Regions from separate parts of the Homo sapiens genome. Here region 2 is linked to region 1. Evidence: chromatin contacts called from ENCODE Hi-C or POLR2A ChIA-PET data. All regions are on one chromosome and are shown on one strand. Each heading gives the region's core, a stretch centred on a gene start or an enhancer-like site at or near the end of the contact. The rest is flanking DNA. Distances are from core to core; before and after follow the strand shown. Region 1 overlaps GIGYF2 (GRB10 interacting GYF protein 2). Region 2 overlaps DGKD (diacylglycerol kinase delta).

Region 1 (3,582 bases), core at 930-3,429:
GTGGGACATCATGAAGAGCGTGAGACCCCGCACAGTGAGAGGCAGGTGGTAACCTTACTGTACCCTTGGTAGGATTCTCTCTTTCCCTCAGAGCCTTCCAGCCCTGGTGAAAACAACATGACAGTAAAACCTAACTTTTAGGACTGTCCTTTAGAATTGGTGCCTGAAGCCAGACGCGGTGACTCACGCCTGTAATCCCAGATCTTTGGGAGGCTGAGGCGGGTGGATCGCTTGAGGTCAGGAGTTGGAGACCAGCCTGGCCAACATGGTGAAACCTCGTCTCTAGTAAAAATACAAAATTAGCTGGGCGTGGTGGTGGGTGCCTATAATCCCAGCTACTCGGGAAGCTGAGGCAGGAGAATCACTTGAGCAGCCTAGGAGGCGGAGGTTGCAGTGAGCTGAGATCACGCCACTGCACTCCAGCCTGTGCGACAGAGTGAGACTCCGTCTCAAAAAAATAATAATTTAAAATAATAATGTTTAAAATATTATTTAAAAATAATAATAACAAAGAATTGGTGCCTGAAAGCTGGGTTTGGGAACTTGTAGATCTGGTGCAATTCTGTTTTCCTCTGCTTGTCTCAAAAGTTGATAAGGATGGATGGAGCAGCCTGAAATTTTTTCCAATTTGGATGAAATTGGTGAATAGATTTTAAAACATTCCTTAAATTCTAACTGTGGGTTCTAGCTAAGAAGCTTTGGGACTTGAGGATAGGCTGTTAGGGAAAAGGTTGCTCTGAAAATGAGGTCAGACCGTTTGGACTTAAATATTCCCTTGGATCTCATCTTCTATTTATAGATCTAAGAAAGGAAGGGACTTTAAAAACCTCACTATAAGGGTGTGGGAGATAGGTCATCCTAGGAGTAGAGTTTAAGGAATCCATATACCTTGAAGGGGAAGAAAAACAAACGTTGAACAAAGTATTGAGGATACTCACTGAGGTTATGAAAATTACTGCTCACCTAAACCTCACTCTGGAAATTCCTCTCATAATTGCTCATTTTTGTCCTATACTTATTTCATTTTCATTTATTACTTTTTAATTTACATATTTCATATAATTTGTATACTGAGAAAAAATTAATAACTATCCATTAGCTACACATTCCCCATGCATAAAATGGGAAAATGGGAAGTCTTCGTTGAAAAAGCAGTCACTGATGGAAAGAGAATTTTGCTTCTAAAACAAACCAGCAGAGGGGGCCACAGCCTCATTTTAATTATCAATATTCTCCAGTATCTCCTATCTTCAGTAGGCTTCCTCCACCTCCCGGGTTCAAGTGATTTCCCCTGCCTCAGCCTCCCGAGTGCTGGGACTACAGGTGCGTGCCACCACGCCAGCTACTTTTTGTATTTTAGTAGAGATGGGGTTTCACCATGTTGGCCCGGATGGTCTTGATCTCCTGACCTCGTGATCTGCCCGCCTTGGCCTGCCAAAGTGCTGGGATTATAAGGGTGAGCCACCGTGCCCGGCTGGCTTCCTCTTTTTTTAGAGCTCTTCAGGTGGTCATTGTGAATCAGCAACCTGCACTCAGATGTGATAAACACACAATACAGTTTCTCCCCAGACTTTCCTTGTAAGAACAACCTCACAAATCTTAAAGAACTCATGTGAGTGAGACTATGCTCTGAACCTCACAGAATGTCATCTTTAGAGCCAGGCATAGTGGATTGAATCCGTGTTTGTGTTGCCTTGGGTTTCACAGTACCCAGAACTTTCCCTTACATCAAATGGCTGAATTTGATAAAGAATGGCATTCAGCCAAAGGATGAATGCATACCTTGCTGGTTTTTTAAATGACAGTTAAATGAGAATATGTCTGTTTGCTAAAAGCCTAGACTGATAATTAACATATTAATCAACTTTTTTTGGCCACAGACTTTTCCCTTCCTGTCTTTGCATGAGTAAAATTAATTTAGCTTTTAAATTACACTTCCACTTCTTTTGCATATAGTTCATTATTGCCTTTTATCACATTTTATCTGTTCTTAAGATACACGTGAAGTCAATGAAAAATCTGCCTCAGAATAAAGTAGTATTTTATTTCATAGACTGGCCTTTAGGTTCTTGTACTTGCCTAATTAACTGTTACTTTAAAAACATAAACATTAGGGTCAGGCACGGTGACTCATGACTGTAATCCCAGCACTTTGGGAGGCCAGCGTGGGCGGATTGCTTGAATCCAGGAGTTGGGGACCAGCCTGGGCTACATGCCAAAACCTTGTCTCTACAAAAATTACAAGAATTACTTGGGTGTGGTGGCACCCGCTTATAGTCCCAGCTACTGGGGAGGCTGAGGTGGGAGGATCGCTTCAGCCTGGGAGGTGGAAGTTGCAGTGAGCCAAGATCACACCACTGCACTCCAGCCTGGGCGACAGAGTGAGACCTTGTCTTTAAAAATACATATATATGTATATATATATAAACACTAAGGCTGTCACTATTTTCAAGGGGGAAGAAAAAGACTTGTGGGTTATTGGAACACAGTTGATGGGGTCAAACTCAGGATGGGGTTTGGAATCCTAGCCTCTCCCTATATTTGGTCTTGTAAGCAGTTGGTACCACAGCTTTTTTGGTTAATAAATAGGCATGTTTATTTTTTTGAATCATGATATTTTTGAGTCAGTTAATTAAGGTATTTTATGTAAGGCATTTTTGTTTATTACTGTTACATTTCAAATGTGTATTTATTTGAAAACTTGAACATGAAAAAACAAGAGGCTGCAGAAAACCCAGCTAATATTAACAGAACTGCTTTTAGAATAAGGACATTGCCTGTTTACTTTTTGGTATTCAAATAACTAAAACAGTTTGGGATTTTATTCAAGGTAGAAGAACTGGAACATTTTTGGGGAGTCACTCAGTTTAAAGAGGCATTGTTCATCATTTTTATCAACCTCCAATTATAGAAGTTTTGGAAAAATTACATACATGTGACCATTGGGCATTCGGCATTAGGTTTTCTTTTTTTCTTTTTCTTTCTTTTTTTTTTTTTTTTTTTTTTTTGAGACAAGGTCTCACTCTGTTGCCCAGGCTGGAGTGCAGTGATGTTATCTCAGCTCACTAAAATCTCTGCCTCCTGGGTTCAAGCAATTCTTGTGCCTCAGCTTCCCGAGTAGCTGGGATTACAGGCGTGCAGCGCCACGCCCAGCTAATGTTTTGTATTTTGAGTAGCGACAGGTTTTTGCCATGTTGGCCAGTCTGGTCTCTAACTCCTGGCCTCAAGTAATCCACCCACCTCGGCCTCCAGTGTGCCCAGCCAGCATTAGGTTTTCAGCTGTCAGTTGTGTTTGTGAGTACTGCTTATTGCCTTCAATGGGTATGCTAGTACTGCTTTTTCTAAGCCAAATTCCCTTTTGGTTAATCAAACATTGCTAACTGAAATCTTTTCCTTTGCAGATATATTTACAGTAGATCGAGTTAGAGTACTTTAATCTTCTTGCTCTGTCTACTGTGGGAAAGAGAATATGCGAGGACTCTAAGGATCTTAATAGTGTGTCTTCCATGGAGCCTCTTACCCTGAGTATCAAAAGCTCTGGGCCAGAACTTTCATAAAGTTTTTGACTGGTGGGAAGAAGTA
Region 2 (3,502 bases), core at 671-3,170, 550 kb after region 1:
AGTGAGAGGACTCCAGAGGGGACCAGGGCAGAGCTTGGGACTTACTCCTCAGGACTTGGGCTGCTGTTGAATAGTTTTATTTGGTGAAATTCTCAGATTTGCAGGTGTCAGAAAGTTCTACTCTGGCTGTAGGGTGGAGGGTGAACTGGAAGGGGAGGGAGGTTTGTAGGATTGTTAGGAGAGAGTGGAGTGGAGAGTGCGGAGGTGTCTAGGGGGCAGTGGGCAGGCTAGTGATCAGGTCAGAAGGGGGTGGAGTAGATGAAGGTGTCAGGGCTTCTGCTGAGTACAGCAGCAGGCTGGTTAAGTGAGCTCAGGAGTCCAGAAGAGGGGCTGTGGGGTGGTGGGGGAGGCTTCTTTATCTTCCATGTCTGTCACATTCTTTAGCCTTATTTTATTTAATTTGTTGGTTTTTTTCCTAGTTCTAGTTATCAAAGTTTTTATATTGTTTGTTACTACATTTACTTGCAACCTCCCCTCCCAGCTCCCACCCCCCACCCCCGATTTTGGCATACTTTGTATTTATCCTGGCTTATTCTTGTTTGAAAGGTAAAATTTTTTTTTTTTTGAGATGGAGTCTCGCTCTGTTGCCCAGGCTGGAGTGCAGTGGTGCGATCTTGGCTTACTGCAAGCTCCGCCTCCCGGGTTCACGCCATTCTCCTGCCTCAGCCTCCTGAGTGGCTGGGAGTACAGGTGCCGCCACCACGCCCGACTAATTTTTTTTTTGTATTTTTAGTAGAGACGGGGTTTCACAGCGTTAGCCAGGATGGTCTCGATCTCCTGACCTCGTGATCCGCCGGCCTCAGCCTCCCAAAGTGCTGGGATTAAAGGTGTGAGCCACCGCGCCCGGCCAATAGGTAAAATATTTTTTAAAAGTTTTCTGTTTAACAAAGTCATTCCCTCCAGGGAAAGATTTTCCTTTGATCTTCTCCATTTTCTCTTGGGTTTTCACATGTTTTCATTGACTTAGGATTTCTCCCCTGATTTATTAAACTTTGTGTTATAGTAATTTTAGTTGTTGTCTTCAAGTCCTACGCTTGTTTGCTTTTTTTGAGACAGTCTCACTGTGTCGCCCAGGCTGGAGTGCAGTGATGCGATCTCAGCTCACTGCAACTTCCACCTTCTGGGTTCAAGTGATTCTTGTGCCTCAGCCTTCCGAGTAGCTGGGATTACAGGCTCCCGCCACCACACCCGGCTAATTTTTGTATTTTTAGTAGAGATGGGTTTCACCATGTTGGCCAGGCTGGTCTTGAACTCCTGAGCTCAAGTGATCTGCCCGCTTCAGCCTCCCAAAGTGCTAGGATTACAGGTGTGAGCCACCATGCCCAGTTTTATCATCTTCCCTTAGCAGCCTAGAGCTGTGGAACACTACAAGACTGTAGGGTCCATTCGAGTTTTATGCTTTTATTTACTTATTTCTCCAAGTCAGTGTTTTTCATCATTTTTAAACCCATGTTCTCTTTTGATGAAGGATTAATTTTTATTGCCTCATTTAGTTTTTGAAATTTCAAAATGCAGCAAAAAGGAATGAAAGCAGTGGGCTTTATTCTCACCCTCCCTGACCCTCCTGGAGAGTCATTCCTACCTGTATTCCATTTGGTCTTATTTATTTATAATATATGCTACATGAGAGCAAGGATTTTTGTCTGTTTTGTTCATGGCTTTACACCAAGTTCCCAGCACACAGTAGGTGCACATAACTCTTTGTTGAAGAGTGGCTTGGTCACCTCCAGTTCCAGAATGATTTGGGCCCTGCCCCTCATTGTTCGGCTCTGCAGGAAGCTTCCTGGGACCAGATGCTGGGCCTGGCTGCAAGATCAGGTCTTCCTTCCTGCAGGGCACAGTCCATGTGCATCCCAGCAGCCACGGCAGGGCTGGGGAGGAACTGATGTGGGTTGCTTCTCTGGGCAGGGCATGGGGGTTCCCTGCCTGTGGTGGGGGAAGGGGGTACGTGGCTGTGGGGTGGAAGGGATGTTTCTTGCCAGAGGGAGTGGGCGTGGGAGGTGCGCTGGGTGAGCAGCCTCTGAGGCAGGAAGTGCTTTCCAGGCTGGGGTGGGTTTGGGCTTTTTTGTCAGAGCTGTGGGAAGCCATTAAGATTTTAAAGCAGGGTGGTAAAGTTGGGTTTTTGTTAGAAGAGTCTGTCTGCTGCTGGAGGCGAGATCTGCAGGGAAGAGTTGGCTAGGTGGATGAGAAGGGGTGCAGAGGGGCCTTTCCCCCAACATGAGGATGTGGACAGCCTGGATGTGCTTATGGAGGTGAGAGATGGGGCCTGAGGAGAGCCATGCACTGCAGGCGGGCAGGGTCCATGCTTCTGCTGTTGTTGGTACTTTTATTTGTTTTGGGTGACTCTGAGAATTAAATATTAATAACAGTGTTGAAGGAACATACTGTATCATTGGCCATGATGCATGCCTCCTAGAAAGCAGCGCTGTACACAGTGACATGATCACAGCACCCCTGCAGGACTCCAGATGCACAGTTTCTTCTCCTCACTGAGAGTGTTTTGGTATTGCTGGCCTTTCCAGTTCTAGAAATGTCCCCTTTGAGACTGACTTCATGGTGGCTGGTGTCAGAGTCTGTGTCCCTTGTGAAGGAGGCAGAATCAGAGCTAAATTCAATTTAGCAAAGATTTTCTAGACTAAGTAGGAAGAGGGCTCATCACCCGAAGTGGGCGTGGGTGCTCCCCATAGCCAGGCTTTGTCTACAGGACAGCGGGAGGCAGTCAAGGCCTGAGCCCTGGCCAGGTCCCTCGGAGGGCAGGGAGCCTGGAGCTAGGAGAGAGTGGTGATGCAGGGTGGCCATTTCCACTCCCACAGGGCCCTTTGCCCTTCACACCCAGTGCCCACTGCCCTGTCTGAGACGCCTCATGCTGTCCTGGCCTGGGCCTCCCTGGCCACCTGCTGGCATGGCCTCTCCCATTTGTGGGGGTGCCACTTCCTAACTGCCTCTCCTCTCACGGCTCTCCTTCCGTGCCCCCTACCTTGGGCAGGATGTGGGTGGGATATAGTTTGAGTCCATCTCGGGTGCTGGTTTTATGAAGCACACATTTGACTCCCTCAGTGGGTGGTGGAGTGTGCAGACCTGAGCTCCCTGAGCTCTCTCGGGTAGCCCTGGTCACCTCTCATGGGCAGGGCTGCTTGCACAGCTGGAGGGCAAGGCCTGAGCTGCTGTTCCCGGAGAGCTAGAGCTCGACAGGCCTGGACTGCCCAGGAGGCCCGTGGAAAGGCTGATCCTTCCTCAGTTGTTGCAGCTGAGTGTGTGTGGCCTCCTGATGCTACATGTTCAGTTGCCTTTTACTTCCTTTATGAGGGAAGTTTTATGCTACGCGGTATTTCCAAAGTGTGAGCTCCCCAGAGGAATCAGGGACTCTGTCTTTGAATGTCCAGGGTCTGTGTATCCTCTACCAGATAGAAGACCCAAGGCAGCAGGACTGGGCTCCTTCTCTTCTTTTGATCTCTGAAAGTACGGGACTCTGCAAGGTAACTTCATTCTTTAAGGCAAGCCA

What was found. Hi-C counts contacts between places; a loop is a spot of excess contacts on that map. ChIA-PET counts read pairs that join two places held with the same protein, here RNA polymerase II (POLR2A). Pooled maps may share reads with other maps.
Region 2: a loop to region 1 is called in a pooled map, with 2.6 times the contacts of the local background. The contact joins two enhancer-like sites. A Hi-C loop is called at or near these places in 6 of 50 pooled maps. POLR2A ChIA-PET finds 5 or more read pairs at or near these places in 2 of 52 experiments (B cell and H1).

Annotation. Positions count from the first base shown.
Region 1 is chr2:232,852,097-232,855,678 of GRCh38, forward strand. All of the region lies in intron 28 of GIGYF2 (GRB10 interacting GYF protein 2), which reads left to right. Among named protein-coding and RNA genes, the nearest start is that of SNORC, 16 kb to the right of the region's middle. Within about 2 kb of position 2,180, at least 5 of the 41 ENCODE cell types and tissues checked have a DNase peak (open chromatin) inside an H3K27ac peak, as active enhancers do.
Region 2 is chr2:233,397,596-233,401,097 of GRCh38, forward strand. All of the region lies in intron 3 of DGKD (diacylglycerol kinase delta), which reads left to right. Among named protein-coding and RNA genes, the nearest start is that of DGKD, 45 kb to the left of the region's middle. RefSeq lists an enhancer at 1,405-1,910. Within about 2 kb of position 1,921, at least 4 of the 41 ENCODE cell types and tissues checked have a DNase peak (open chromatin) inside an H3K27ac peak, as active enhancers do.